Regions from separate parts of the Homo sapiens genome. Here region 1 is linked to region 2. A link is an interaction called in ENCODE POLR2A ChIA-PET data of the cell type or tissue named here. Cell type or tissue: PC-9. All regions are shown on one strand. Each heading gives the region's core, and the rest is flanking DNA. Links, peaks and the distances in the headings are about the cores only.

What was found. ChIA-PET counts read pairs that join two places held together with the same protein. Peaks named below come from ENCODE experiments on the same cell type or tissue, not always from the same donor. Only the 100,000 strongest peaks of a DNase experiment are listed, where the experiment ranks them.
Region 1: POLR2A ChIA-PET joins it to region 2 with 5 read pairs; 4 of 35 experiments call an interaction of 5 or more read pairs at or near these places.

What each region holds. Positions count from the first base shown.
Region 1 is chr11:74,367,776-74,375,527 of GRCh38, forward strand. It overlaps PGM2L1 (phosphoglucomutase 2 like 1), which reads right to left. Exons shown (of 14, transcript NM_173582.6): 2 at 6,640-6,807; 3 at 3,936-4,042; 4 at 3,127-3,211; 5 at 717-800. LOC112268078 (a long non-coding RNA gene) reads left to right here. Exons shown (of 3, transcript XR_002957258.2): 3 at 290-956. Among named protein-coding and RNA genes, the nearest start is that of PGM2L1, 27 kb to the right of the region's middle. In PC-9, for the core only: no CTCF peak of the experiment used is centred there; a DNase peak (open chromatin) is centred at 4,086; H3K27ac peaks cover 1,133 bases.
Region 2 is chr11:74,192,752-74,200,503 of GRCh38, forward strand. All of the region lies in intron 1 of PPME1 (protein phosphatase methylesterase 1), which reads left to right. It also overlaps the pseudogene RNA5SP343. Among named protein-coding and RNA genes, the nearest start is that of PPME1, 25 kb to the left of the region's middle. In PC-9, for the core only: no CTCF peak of the experiment used is centred there; no DNase peak of the experiment used is centred there; H3K27ac peaks cover 967 bases.

The DNA of each region.
Region 1 (7,752 bases), core at 1,969-5,968, 170 kb after region 2:
TGTCCCAAACTGAATTAATCACGCTTCTTCTCTGTCCCTATGAATGGTAACACTGTTCTTCACTTAGCTGACCAGGGCCAAAATCTTACATTAGCATTTAAATCTTTCTGCCAGTAAGACAGAGCTCGGTATGTCTGCAGTCCTCCAACATAAGAAGAAAAACAAATACAAGAACACAGGCTTATGACCCACCCAGAAGCCCCAAATCGTGGTTCAATACTGTGCTGCATTCTTCTATTTCCCCTCCAGAGCCACTTTTCACCCTTCTCCATTCTGCTTTCTGTCACAGAGGCTGACCCATCAAGTGGAATCCTGTGGCCAAGAAGCAGCTCCGGCAGAAAGTCAGAGAGAGAGGAGAGTGAGGATAAGGTACCATTCCTCTGGTTCTGTTGTTGAAAACTCCGATTCATTTTTCAAGTACTTGCTGCAATGTGACTTTATGAAACGGTAGAGAGGATGGATTTAGGAAGGGATAGAGAAATCAAGGACAATTAGGAATAAAAGAACTAAAGAAGACATTTTTGTAATTGTACACATTGAGAAGTAATAAATACCATTAGGGATACACATTCTTTGAGGACCAGCCTCAGTGTTTTTAACTTTCTGTTCCCAATGTCTAGCTCTGCTCTCCAGTATAGAAAACATACTCAACACATATTATTTGAATAAAAAAGATGAACTATAAGATAAGCAAAGGTCAGGAGTCCAAGGTTTACCTTGTATCCATTGTCTTCCTTGCGGTTGTGAGAGGCAGTAATCATCACACCTGCAACTGCTTTGAGCTTCTGAACTGCATATGGCTGAAAAATAAATAACACCATAATTCCATTTTGCTTCCTAGCTATTTACACATTTGACATGAGAATAATTTTGATTAAATAACAGGAAAAGCATTATAGTATGATATTGCTTTTGTTGATACCCTCTTTATTTTCTATTTACTTGATTTTTCCTCATACCTTTATTATAAGATTTCCTTCCTTTTACTTTTTTGGATTTCTTCTGTTTTAGCACAAACATGTTAAGTGAAAGCCAACTTATTATTTTAAAATCTTTTTTTTCCTTATATATTCATTAAGGCTATACATTTCCCTCTAAGTAGGGCTTTAGTTATATCCCATAATTTTTGCTATGTATTATTTTCATTATTGCTCACTTTTAAATACCTACAGGCAGTCCTTGCTTTGCTCAGTTCCTATACACAAAATTACTGATACTATGCTTTTGTTAAAATAGCTCCAGTCTCCCAACAACACGTTCAAATTTCAGTTACCACGGTAATATTAGCCATAACTGCATCAAGTACACACTTGGCTTCTAACTCTTCAGTCCACACATCCCTACATTTATAACACAGCCACATCATGATGAGTGATCAATCATATCACTCTTCAAAAGGGTGTCAGTGATTGGTCACTGAGCATCTGTTACTTAGCGCTCACACAAACTGCAAAACATGTGGCTCTATTGCCTCCTTTTCTCCCAATAATAGACCCACATGACAGTGTACAAAAATGGATAATGGAAAGTGGGAATTGGCCAACAAAGGTGAAAGTGCAGCAAAGAAACAAAAAGGAGTAATAATAGAGAGAAATTTGAATTAAACATAAATGGAGTTATAGAAAAAATAAGTGGGAATGCTGACACTGCTGCCATTCAAGAGACTTTAGACATACTACCAGGGAAGTGTAGTGAAGGGGAACACATGGATTAAACGAGGAACGAGGCTGTAATGAGAAGGATGAAGATGTCCCAGAGGAAGTGACACCAACAAAAAAAACCTTCATATTAAAGGAACTCCCAGAGATATTTCACGACATTGAAATTAACAAAGGATAAGATGCTGGAAGTGAATCCAAACTCAGAAAGGTATATTAACAATTTGCCAAGGCACAGAAAAGATGCTTGCTTGTAATATAAATAAATTATAACCACAAGAAGCAAGCTCTGTTTATCTCCTGATAAGTTTTATTAATTTATTTATTTATTGACATGGAGTCTTGCTCTGCTGTCCAGGCTGGAGTTCAGCGGCACAATCTCAGCTCACTGCAATCTCTGCCTCTCAGGTTCAAGCAACTCTCGTGCCCCAGCCTCCTGAGTAGCTGGGATTACAGGCGTGCACCACCACACCTGGCTAATTTTTGTATTTTTAGTAGAGATGGGGTTTCGTTGTGTTGGTCAGGCTGGTCTCAAACTCCTGACCTCAGGTGATCCACACACCTTGGCCTCCCAAAGTGCTGGGATTACAGGCATGAGACATTGCCCCTGGCCTCCTGATAAGTTCTTTTTACAAAGAAATAAAGTACTTTAGTTATCAATGTTTCTTAACGTTTTAAATTACAATGTACTAAATAAACATTCATTTTATCATTGTTTTTTCTTTTCCCTATACATTTTTAACCAAGAGTAAGAGTGTTTTTAATGTTTTGGCAAAAAAAAATGTTAAAGGTCATGGAACAGTCATAATTTTTCTCATTTATGATTAAGATCATTTGGCATGGTTTTGGCTTGTACAGCTGTCTTTATAGCCCCCACGCTCCGTGCAAAGCAAGGACTGTCTGTCATTGCTAATCTGCATTATGTTATCTTCCTTAATCCATGAATAGTTTATGAATGTGTTTTAAAAATTCCAAACAGGGGAAGATTTATGGGCTTTTTTATTTCTGATTTTATTGCATGGGATCCAGGTATATGGCTTGATAAGCAGTTCTTTGGCATTTGCTGAGACTGTGATTCTGCTTAATAATAATGTAAATCCTATTGTCACTCAATAGAGAATTTTTACACACATACACACACACACACCCAGATCAAGCCTGTTAACAATGTGTTCAAATCTATCCTTCATCATTTTTGTCTGCCCAATGAATCAATTTCTGAAAGAAGATGTTAACATATTTCACTATAACTGTAGACTTGTCAACTTTTATAGATCAAGTTCTTAGCTAAGTTTAACAAATGTCTGTTGAATGAAAATAAACTCAAAGCAAAATTTGTTTTCCTTCCATTGGTCCCTTATATTACTCAATACAGAACTACATGCACAAAAAATATTTGAATCCTAGTTGATTTAAGAAATGTTTTCAAGAGCAGCAAGCTATATGATCACCAACACAACACACTTACTACAAAAGGTGTAGGAACATATCTTGAAAAAAGGTACACAGGAACATCTTTGGCCAGCAAGACTGCAGCAGTGAGTTTAGCAAGCCTAAAAAAAGAGAGATTTAACTTAGTCCTTTGCCTACCATACTTTTTAAAAACCAACCTTCCACATAAATGTTTCATATTATAATTAGTCTGAATAAATAGTATCCTAATATAGCCCTTTCTTATAATCACTGATTATTTAAACTTCATGCCCTAATTGGAAAATTTTAAATAAATAAGTTTTTTTAAAAGAAGAGTTTAACAACTAACATAATTGATATTTCAATTTCCTCTTTTTCCCTCATTCATCTTTTGATGGCTCTTTTACTAAGAAATAAAATCTGCAAAAGGCAAAAAGAATGGAAAAAGTGATATAAGAGACTTTGATAAACTCAATATGCATTATTACCCCTGAAGAAAGATATCACTACATGATTATCTATTTATAAAAACACCCTAAAACTAATCTAATAGGCATATAATGAGAATATAAGCTACATAATTACTACTACCCGGTGCCTTTGCCAAAATATTAAAGTTATAAGCTATGATGTCATTCTAAATATGAACTCTAAATATTTTAAATTTTTACTTCTTTCTGTAAAATCTAAAGCTTTTCTTTGAGATACTTTTTCTTCTATTTCAGCTTTAAAGTAAATATTAGCATGTGATCACATTTCTATCTGACAGTCTACTGTTTCAGAAATCCTACTACTAGACAAAAAAATGTTTTAAATATGTTTTATTCTATTTCAACTTAATCTTTGAAACAATTAACTTTGTACCTCTGGCTGCTGCAGCTGCTAGTTACTTGACCCCGAGTGTCATACCCAACCACAAAGCCTCTCTGCTTGAAGTCTGAGAAACATCTCTCAAGGTATTTGTACATCCCCTGAAGCAAATAAACACAAAAGATTAGTTCTAATGGATGCTTGCATTTCATATGACTCAGAATCTCTTATTTTTATGTTTGCTGTGCAGCTGACTGGCTGCTAGGGAAGTGGCTTCTGCCTTTATGCCCATGTTTACCAGTGTGGGAGCAATACTGTTCAATCCAGAAATGTAAGATGACAAACATGTCCTGGAGTTTCAGACACATTTAATACCATGGAAATACCGATTTAGTAACCACTACTAAACCACTAAATCCAATACAATAAGTAAAACATTAGGAAAAGCAGAAGAAACATGAGCGTCAATAAGCTAAAAAAAAAAAAAAGATTAGAAGAGCCAACATAAAATTGTTTCTTGTCTGAAGGCTCTAGAAAACAGAATTTTAATTGTCTTAAGTCCTTGCTAGATCATATGATTGAAGTTAACCAAAAGATTTGACCTATTTATGATGTAAACATTTTTAATCAGCAACACAGTTCTTCACTAGAACATTTCTTATGATGGATGATCCCATTTGTAATTCTTTGGTTTTAAAATCTCACAGAAAAATAACACCATAGACTAGGAAAATTTGCAGTCATGGATGACAAAATAATGAAAAAGTATTTCATATTGAAAACATCACAATGACAAACTAAAACCATTTAACTATCTCATGAATTATTTAACTTTAATAAATACTTTAATATCTAAAAATAACATTTTAACATTTTATATTATTACAGTCCTTTAAAATTAGTTCTACATAAAAGATGGGACATGTAATCCTAACACCCTGAAAAGAAAGAAACGCAGACACCATTTCTAATTTGGTCTCTTTCAATATTTCTTTTAAGAATAGGAGACAATAAGATTAAAGCTCCATGTAATGTCATGCCTAAGGCCATTCATTCAACTAAAACTAAGTTATACTGATTTATTGAAGACCTATTATATGGCAGGCACTGCTAAATAAGTATGTGGTAGCACCAAACAAAGTCCCAGTGACTTCTGGTGCCTGAGTCTCTCAAGTACAATTAATTTCCCCAACCTATAAGCTATGAGTGAGTGCATGCTTAGTATATCAGCTGGATTCAACAACTTATTTCTCATGGTGATACTATCCTAAAACCTCATAGACCCTCATATTAATCTCTGCTATCAGAATGCATCTTATTTCTCTATATGCATTAGGTTGGTGGAAAAGTAATTGTAGTTTTTGCCATTAAAAAAAATGACCAAAACCTCAATTACTTTTGCACCAACCTAATAGAGTGAAAAGGGCTAGGGCTTAAGAATCAGATTCCATCCAGCTTTTCCACTTCACACCATGGAATCCCAAATCCAGTGAAAATGTGCACTTCTGTAGAAATTGCTTTTCAAACACCTCCCCCACCCCTTTTTGTAAAGTCAAGAAATCTTTACTTCGAATCAAAGCATATGAAGAGACTAAATGTATAAGAAAAGAATGAACTAAAGCATCTCTGGTTGAGGAATAGGGGGAGGTGTGGGTGAGGAAGGAGGGCAGGTATTCTACCTATGTAACCATCCTGTCATTCCTTCTCTCCTACCCCTGCATTAGGCCTTGGCTTTAGAGAATTCTCTCAGAATAAGGTTAAAGATGATTTACTGTTTGGGAGTATCAATTAGAATTATGTCTACTGAACAATTCTCTAGCCCAGAACTATTTTTAGTATAAGCTAAATACATTATTGGCCTCAAAAGTATAGTTATTTGAAACAGGATGATTCACTGCAAAGAGAAGCAATTTGTTTCTAGAGTGAGCTGCATAACAATGGAGAGAAGTAACACAAATTATATCATATTACACAACTAATATTAACTCTCATGTGGATATAGAAAACCACATAAAGGATATGTGATAGAGGAAAATATTTTCAACTAAATTTTCCAAATACTCTGGTTAACCTTTATAAATGGCCATATGCCAAAATGAGTAATTATTTTCTTCTATCTAAGTTTGTTTCTTTGTATTAATTGGATATGCTAATATACATTTCTTGGTTTCAAATGCAAAGCAACATTGTTAAGAAGTTGACAATGGCAACCAAAATAACGCTTAATCAGAAAGTCAGTCTGTGACCATGAAGATACATAAATGACTTCTAAAATCTTGAGCAAGACTAAAGGTCAGAATTGAGTCTACAGTTTTTACTTACATAACAGTAACTTCTGGGAAATAAAGTTTTGTGTGTGTGTGCGTTTAGAATGGCACTACCTAATTTATAAAGCCAAAAAAAAAAAAAAAAAAAACCAGACTGAGAAAAAGTACACTTTTTTTTTGAGACAGAGTCTCGCTCTGTTGCCAGGCTGGAATGCAGTGGCGCGATCTCGGCTCACTGCAACCTCCGACTCCCAGGTTCAAGCGATTCTCCTGCCTCAGCCTCCCGGGTAGCTGGGACTACAGGCACACGCCATCATGCCCACCTAATTTTTGTATTTTTAGTAGAGACGGGGTTTCACCATGTTGGCCAGGATGATCTCGATCTCTGGACCTCGTGATCTGCCCGCCTCAGCCTCCCAAACTGCTGGGATTACAGGCATGAGCCACCATGTCCAGTCAAAAGTACACTCTTAATACTTTATAATACTTACCTGTGTTGACTGTATTACTGTAAGGTCATTAATATAGCAAAACCCTGCCCCCATGGCAGAACGAAGTCCTGCAGTCCCAAAAGTCATTCGGCAACAAAGACGATCTCGCAGCTCCTTGTTCATCCCATTCCGTAACAGGTTTTCAATCTGCTCTTTTGTTTTGGGATTCTATAAAAAAGAAGTATTAAAACTTAACCAGGAATCCAAGCAGAGTCCTAATATTAAGCCCTTCTGAGGGGTCAATATGTACATATCACAAGGTTCAACATTCAATATAAATTCCACAGTGCTACTTCTTTGTATGTATAATAAAATAATACCTGCCATTCACTGAGTCCCCAAAGGAGAAAGGGCCTGTTGAGGGTGATTTATATATCTTTTAATTTTATAGTATTTGTATAGCATATCAAAGAATGTTCTTTTAAAATAATTGATATTTAAGAGCTTTGAATCCAAAATAAACCTCTTAGTAAAAAACGACATCAATTAAGTTAGAGTCTATGTTAGGTTTCAATCATAGTTCACTGTAACCTCAAACTCCTGGGCTCAAGTGATCTAGCCTCAGCCTCTTGAGTAGCTGGGACTACAGGTATGTGCCACTACACCTGGCTAATACATTAAGTTTTAAGAGAAATAGAGACACTACTGGATAAATACCATCAAAACATGCCTACCAGTTACCTGCCTAGACCTCTGCAATTCAAAATGAATTCTACTCCTTAAAAATCACAGAAAACGATTCAATTTATCTATGGCACAAGTTGACCATAAAAACGTTTTATGTGTTAAGTGTGAATTTAATTAAGAATGAGAATACAAATTCATTCCAAACACGGTTTGTGAGGCAGTGCATGCCAACATCTATATTTGGGATTCTGTATTTCATTGTCGTGTACTTTAACTTATTTTCATAAATCTCAAGAATACCTGTCACTGAAAATGGTGCTTCACAAAAGAATATCAAATTTCAAATAGAAATGCATTTATAATAACAGTAAGACTTACATGGAATTTTCCAATATTTTCTTTTTGGAAAAGTCAAATATTAAGGAAATAAGATGAAACATAACTTCTCTCTTCAAGATTAATATGAATTCAGTCCATTCTATTTGC
Region 2 (7,752 bases), core at 2,551-6,550:
CTTGCTTCTGCTCTCACCTTGTGACACAGATGCTCCCACTTCACCTTCCACCATGATTATAAGCTTCCTGTGGCCCTTACCAGGAACAGATGCTGGTACCATGCAGAACCATTAGCCAGTTAAACCTTTTTATAAATTACCCAGTCTCAGGTATTATGTTACAGCAAGAACAGACTTAACACATCCCTCAGCTGCTTCTGATGTTTCTTCTCACCTAAAAAAATAAAATACCGTGTTCAGTAACTTTTTAATCAAACACAACATTGTAGGTGGGAGACTGAAAGCCTGCCATTGTTGGTTGTTGCTTTTATTTAATAACTGGTAGAGGTGTTCTGTGATGTTACTGTGCTGGTTGGTTACCCTGAGTACATTATGTTTTTTCACTGTATTAATGGTATGTTGTATCTTTTACTGTTAAGTACTTATGTGTGAATAAGTGTAATAAAAATGATTATTAGTAACGTGTAAGTTCAATCAGGAATGATGGTGATGCCAAACAACCATAGATTTTCCACATGGGTGGCTAAGATAGTGACACCGTTGCTTTCTGATGGTTCAGTTTACACAAACTTTGTTTTGTGCACAAAATTATTAAAAACATTGTTTAAAATTACCTCCAGGCCATGTGTATAAGGTCTTTATTAAACATAAATGAATTGTGTGTTTAGACTTAGGTCCCATCTCCAGGATATCTCATTGTGTATATGCAGATAATCCAAAATTAAAAAGGAAACAATAAACTGAAATTTGAAACCCTTCTGGTCCCAAGCATTTTGGATGAGGGATACTCAACCTGTACGGCCTCTTCAAATACTGCTTTTATTTCACTGTCTTTATTTCCTTTCAGAACTTCAGTTTGACATATTTAAGACTTATTTACTCTTCCCTTCATATTTCTTAACTTTTGTATTTTCCATCTTCTATTTGTATTTTGGATTCTAAATGTATCTAGATGTATCTGAACAAATTCACTACTAGTTTACGCTTCTCCTTAGCTGTGTCTAATATGTTAAACTTGACTATTTGTTTTTTAATTTTAATTCTTTTCATTCTAGGAGCTTGTTTCAAGTTTCTGTTCATTTAAATGTGTTAAGCAGTTATTTTATATTGTATTTGATAATTTCTTTATGTGAACTCTTTACAGGTCTGTTTCCTCACGTATTTTATGCTTTTTGATTGTGAGATGGTCATTTGCCTTGGAACTTTCTTAAAGTTCTTAGTCCTAGAATGAAGATTGATTCTTCAAAGAGGATTTGCCTTTGTTTCTCTTGGGGGTCCTGAGGGCACTACCAGTTGGATCCACTTTACATTCTCATCTTGAAACTTCTTGGGATATGTAAATGATATGTATTTAGCTCCATATCAGTTTGAGAGCTGTCTTTGTTTTTTCTTGCTTCTCCCTTCTCAATGCTAAGTTTTAAGACAGGCCTTTTTTTATTTTATTTTTTATTTTTTAATTTAATCCTGAGATTGTGGTAAGAAGCAGAAAGTTAATTCTGTTTCAGCCTTTCACTGAGCTTATGATTCTTTGGGATCCCAGCTTGATGGAGAAAGGTTTCCTACTGGGCTCCGCAGCAAGACTTCCCACCTCGGGCTTTGTGTCCTGTTCTGTGTGCATCGCAAAACTTCAAGTTCAGACAGTTGGCAAATGCCATCAAGGTAAAAGCCAGATTTAATGGTCTAAGTGCCTCTCTGGATTCCCACCTTACTTAACTTTTGACCTGGGTCTTCCCTGTTCCTTACTTTCTTGCCAGCTCATCTATGCGTTTAAGAAGAACGAATGACTATATAATTACAATATATAAGATCATTATATATAATTATTTAATAATTATACACTATGATTGTATAAATATAACATCTATTTATATAATATTTTTCACACAAATACTTACATATAATTTTAGCCAATATTTCTCAAGTTGGATCTATTAATTACCATAGACAGAAGCAGTCCCTAATATAAGATGTCTATACTCAGGCAGACTGTCAGTCATTGTGTGAAAATGGGGAACGCTATTTTCAACATGCAAAGTTTCAAAATTAATGTCCCTTTCTCATGAAGCTGATGGAGGATGTGTTTCATCAAAATAAGAGACTACAACAAGAAAAATATGGGATATGGGATAAGGGATTCAACACAGGTGAAAGGCAAGAAGAATTCCTGAGATGATACTAAATTGTTAGCAGTTCATTATATCAGACAGCAGGCAGTCCTATTTGGAGCAGATGAATGGAGGATGCCAGAAATGGAAATTTGAGTGAAAAATAGACCTGGTAGATTATTTAATGTGAATGACCAAATATTAAGAGAAGTTTTACAGAATTCAAAGGCTTTATTTGTTTAAAATTGTGAAATACTCATACAGAAAAGTAAAGTATATATGTACAGTTCAAAGAATAATAAATTCTCATGTGTCCGTCACCTAGCTTAAGAAATAAAACATTATCAGCACCTTAGAAACCTGTTTGTCTCTCCTCGAGAGCATCTCTGTTTCCCACACTGGTATTGAATTGCATGATAATCAGTGCCTGGCTTTTCTTTATTGTTTTACCACTTGTGCATGTATACATTAAAAATACATTATTTAGCTTTGCCTGTTTTTGAACACTATTATTAATGGAATTATACAGGATTCAGTCTTCTGTGCTTATTTCTTTCTCTAAGTATTTTTCAGATTCATGTACTTTTAAATTTATTTTCACTGCTATGCTATATTCTATTACCCAGATACATCACAGTTTGTATATTCTATTGGTGATGCATATTTAGCTTGCTTCTTATTCTTTGCTTTTATAGACATGTGTCTACAAACATTCTTATATGTGTGTTTTGATGCCTATGTGCAGGAGGTTCTCTGTAAAGTAAAATTACCAGGTTGAAGGACACCTGTCTAATTTTATTAGGTGATGCCTTACAGTTTTCCAAATAATCTTCCCTGTTTCCTTGTTAATACCTGTTAATGTCTGGCTTCCTATATTTTGTCAACATGATGGATGTGAAATATGATACTTCACTGTAATTTAAATTTTATGTATCTTAAATTGGAAACCTTTTCATATCTTTATGGGCTGTTTGTGTTTCCTCCTTAGGGAAAAGCATATTAATGTCTTTTGCCTATCAAAAAGTTTTGGGAAACAGTTAGTGACACTTTAATAGAAAACTAAGCAAACAAAATTAAAAAGACAATTATTCTGGAAAAAAGCAAAAAGTTGTACAAGAAGTACAATTGGTATACCATGTGGCTCAACTATAAACAGTGTTTCTATAATGACTAACAGGAAGTACTTACTAATAATCACTTTGCAAAGCTTACAGTTGAAGAAATTGAGACAGATTAATTTGCCAACAGTCACATAGCTTGTAATTATTGGAAATGAAATTTAGACTAAAAGAATCTGACTTCAGAGCCCATGTTCTTATCCATGAAACTATGCTTATTTCTCTCTGTATGTAGCCATAGTATGAAAATGGCATATAGTTTAATGAAAAGGATTTTATTTTAATGAAGTTCAAGTCCTGTGTCTTTTTTATCACTTCTGCTTTGGGTGTTGTATCTAAGAAATTGTTGCCTAACCTAAGATCACAGAGTTTTACTCGTTTTTTACTTCTCAGAGTTTTATAGTTTTAGCTCTTGTATTTAGGTTTATGATACACTTTGAGTTAATTATGTATATGGTGTGAGGAAGGGGTCTGGATTTGTACTTTTGCATGTGGATATCCAGTTGTCCCAATATCATATCCCCCATTGAATTTATCTTGGCCCCTTTGTTGAAAATCAGTTTGTTACAGGAAAGGGGTCCCAATCCAGACCTGAAGAGAGGGTTCTTGGATCTCACTCAAGAAAGAATTCAGGGCGAGTCCACAGTGCAAAGTAAAAGCAAGTTTACTAAGAAAGTAAAGTGAAAGAACAGCTACTCCATAGACAGAGTAGGACGTTCCCGAAAGTAAGAGGAGGAACATATCCACTCTAAGTATAATGCTTGTATATATGGGGAGATGTGTTCTGCTACAAGGGTTTGTGATAAAGGATTAATTTCTTAATTAACTATTTTTGCAAGAATGGATATTATAAACTTTAAAGCAAAATTAGGAATGCCTTTGTTCTCCAGATATCAGGATAGCTGGAAGCTCCCAAGTGTGGGTCTGTTTAGTAAACATTATTAATTTGTTCCCTTAACCATAAACACCTAGAGGCTAGGAATGCCTAACTTTCTGAGAATGCAGCCCGGCAAGTCCCAGCCTCATTTTCCTAGCCCTCAGTCAAAATGGAGTGGCCTGGTTCAAATGCCTCTGACAAATTGACTATAAATACTAGTTTATTTCTGGACTTTTGATTGTATTTAGGTGATCTCTATGTCTGTTCTTATACCTGTACCACAGTCTTGATTGGTGTAGTATCCCATTCGCTTTTACTAGAAAGTTTATAAGGATTAAGTAAGGATTATTAGCCTCAAAGCTATTTAATAATAGTAATAAATATTTATTGAGAAACCCAGCTAAGTGCTTTATGCACATTAATTCACTTCAGACTGTCAACAGATATTAGTCATTGATGTGTATCAGGCTCTGGGCTGGGAATACATCAGTGAACTAATGGAGAACCTTCTTGCTCTAATGGATCTCACATTAGTGGTGAATTAATTGGGGTGACTGGAGGATAATAACAAATATGGGAATAAGATAATTTTAGAAAATGATTAGTTTTATGATAAATAGAACTGACTAATTTGAGAGTAACCAAGAGATGAAAGGGCATCTTTGATCCTCATAATAACGCCTATAAAATTGGTACTATAATCCCCTAACATGAAGAAACTCAGGCTTACAGAACTGAAGTGACTGCCCAAAGTCCCATAGTTTAATAAAGGCAGAACTGGGTTGTGAAAATAAACCTTTAGTTGGTAGCAAATGGAAAATGAATTCAGGTTCAGGAACTGATAAGAATGCAGTATCTCCTAATTCCTTTTCTCTTTCTGCTGGAAATAGGTTGTTAAGGTCAAATTATAGGCTAAGGGTTCTTAATTTGGGATTCGTAGATAGGTTTCTTGAAACCAGTGGAATTATAGCAAAATACATGTGCATGCATGAACCCTCTGGATTGAGGGTTCATAGCTTTCATCAAATTCTGAACATGGTCTGTGATAATAGCAAAAGATCCATAAACACATTTGATTCATGTGACTCAGGCAGATACCATATTTTCTTTGTGTCTTTCACAGCACCACTTTGTCTCCTCTCTGTCAAACTTCTTCCTTTGGCAATAGGAGGGGGGAGGAAATTATTTATTTATTTTGTTAGGTTTGAAATAAATTGTATTCTAACGTAAAAAAATTATACAGTTACCTACCAGAGTAGATTTTTATTTATAAACTGTAGGACTTAATTATTAATTTCTCTGTTCAAAACTTTAAAATTGACTTTGATTCTGCTGTCAATCATCTTTCATATCTTGAACATTCCCAAGATTTGTTCATTGCCTTTGAAAGGTCATTCTATGTTTTCTTGCTTTTAATTCCATTGCCAGTTAAGTCTCCCATTTTTTTCTCTTTTTTCTTTGTCAACCCTATTAACTGATCCCATCCTTTTCTAGCCAGGTTATTGCAACATATTTTTTCCCAGAATCAAGTCCATCTTGTGCCTGTAACCAGATTGATCTTTCTGAAATACTTTTATCTTTACATTTTATCGACTCTTCATTTTCTTTTCTTGTTTGTTTGATTTTTGGAGACAGGGTTTCGCCTTGTCCCCCAGGCTGGAATGCAGTGGTGTGTTCACAACTCACTGCATCCTTGATCTCCTGGTCTCAAATGATCCTCCTGCCTCAGCCTCCTGAGTAGCTAGAGCCACAGGTGCACTACCTAATTTTTTTTTGTTTTTAGTAGAGACGAGGTCTTGTTGTGTTGCCCAGGCTGGCCTCGTTCTCCTGAGCTCAAGCAATCCTCCCCCCTTGACCTCCAAAGTGCTGGGATTGCAGGCATCAGCCACCACGTCCAGCCTGGCTCTTCATTTTCTCCCATCCAAGTACTAACCAGGCCTGACCCTGCTTAGCTTCCGAGATCAGATGAGATCGGGTGCATTCAGGGTGTTACGGCCATAGACTGGCTCTTCATTTTCTAGGATATCATCCATGACTGTTGGGCCACTCCAAAAAATCACACACATACAAATAACCGGAAAAAGAACATATATTCCCCATTTTATTAAGCTAACATTCTTTCTCCACTATCTAATTGTGTCAGCTTCTTTTAGCTTTTCAAAAATACTGTACTATTCCCACCTCATTCCAGTTAGCTATTTTGTTGTTGTTTGTTTTCAGTGTTCCCTATGACAGGCAGCAGGCTGGGTCCTTATCTGCCTGAAATGTCTTATCCCTCTCTCCATCCCTATTTCTATCAGCGCAAATTCTTTCTGTCCTTCAATGCCTAGCTTAAGTGTGTCTGTGTGTGTTTTTTTAAGCCTGTCTTTCTTCTCCAAGCTGGAAGTAATCTTTCTTTCCTCCTTTGAACATTCACTGCACTTCAGCTGTACTTCTTAGGGTATTTAACTCTTTGTACATTTTGTTAGATATTTATGTACTTAATACTAACTTCTTGACAGCAGATGCATTGTCTCTCTAGTTTTATAATTGTCCCAGCATCCCCCATTATCCTATGTCAGTTCCAGCCTTATACACGTAATAGGTTCTTAGTAAATATTTTTTGAATGAATTAATCCTTTTTTTTGGGAGAGACAGGGTCTCACGGTTTTGTCCAGGTTAGAGTACAGTGGCTATTCACGAGTGTGATAATAGTGCACTACAGCCTTGAACTCCAGGGCTCAAGTGATCATCCTGTCTCAGTCTCCCAAGTAGCTGGGACTACAGGGGTACACCACCACAACCAACAATAAATTCTTCCTTTTAAAATGTAACTATATTAGTCTGTTTTACGCTACTGATAAAGACATATCCAAGACTGGGTAATTTATAAAGAAAAAGAGGTTTAATGGATTCACAGTTCCACATGGCTGGGGAGGCATCACAATCATGGTGGAAGGAAATAGGCATGTCTTACATGGTGGCAGACAAGAGAGAATTGAGACCCAAGTGAAAGGGGTTTCCCCTTATAAAGCCATCAGATCTCCTGAGACTCATTCACTACCATGAGAACAGTATAGGGGAAACTGCCCCCATGATTCAATTATCTCCAACCAGGTCCCCCCACAACACATGGAATTATGGGAGCTACAATTCAAGATGAGATTTGGGTAAGGACATAGCCAAACCATATCAGTAACTTAAACTTGTTATGCTTTTGAAAGTTCTTTCACTACTTTAAAATTCTTTCATTACGACCCCTTGAGGGGGGGAAGTTAGTAATTAATCTAAAAATTATAATTAAAAAAGGCCTACACAAACTATAATGACTATAAAGTATCTAGGCATAAAATAAGAAACTAAAGCTATTTTTTAAAATCAATCTAAACTATATCCCTAAAATTCACAATATTCTGTTCTGACTAAAATACAAAAATAATGTAAGATTCTTGCCACTTATGTAATGTCTAATAATACTAGTTACAAAATTAATTGAAGTCTTCTAGTTTATAAACAGTCATGTGTTTTGTGTGTGTGTGTGTGTGTGTGTGTGTGTGTGTGTGTGTGTGTGGACGAAGTCTCGCTCTGTCACCCAGGCTGGAGGGCAGTGGCACGATTTTGACTCACTGCAACCTCCGCCTTCTGGGTTCAAGCGATTCTCCTGCTTCAGCCT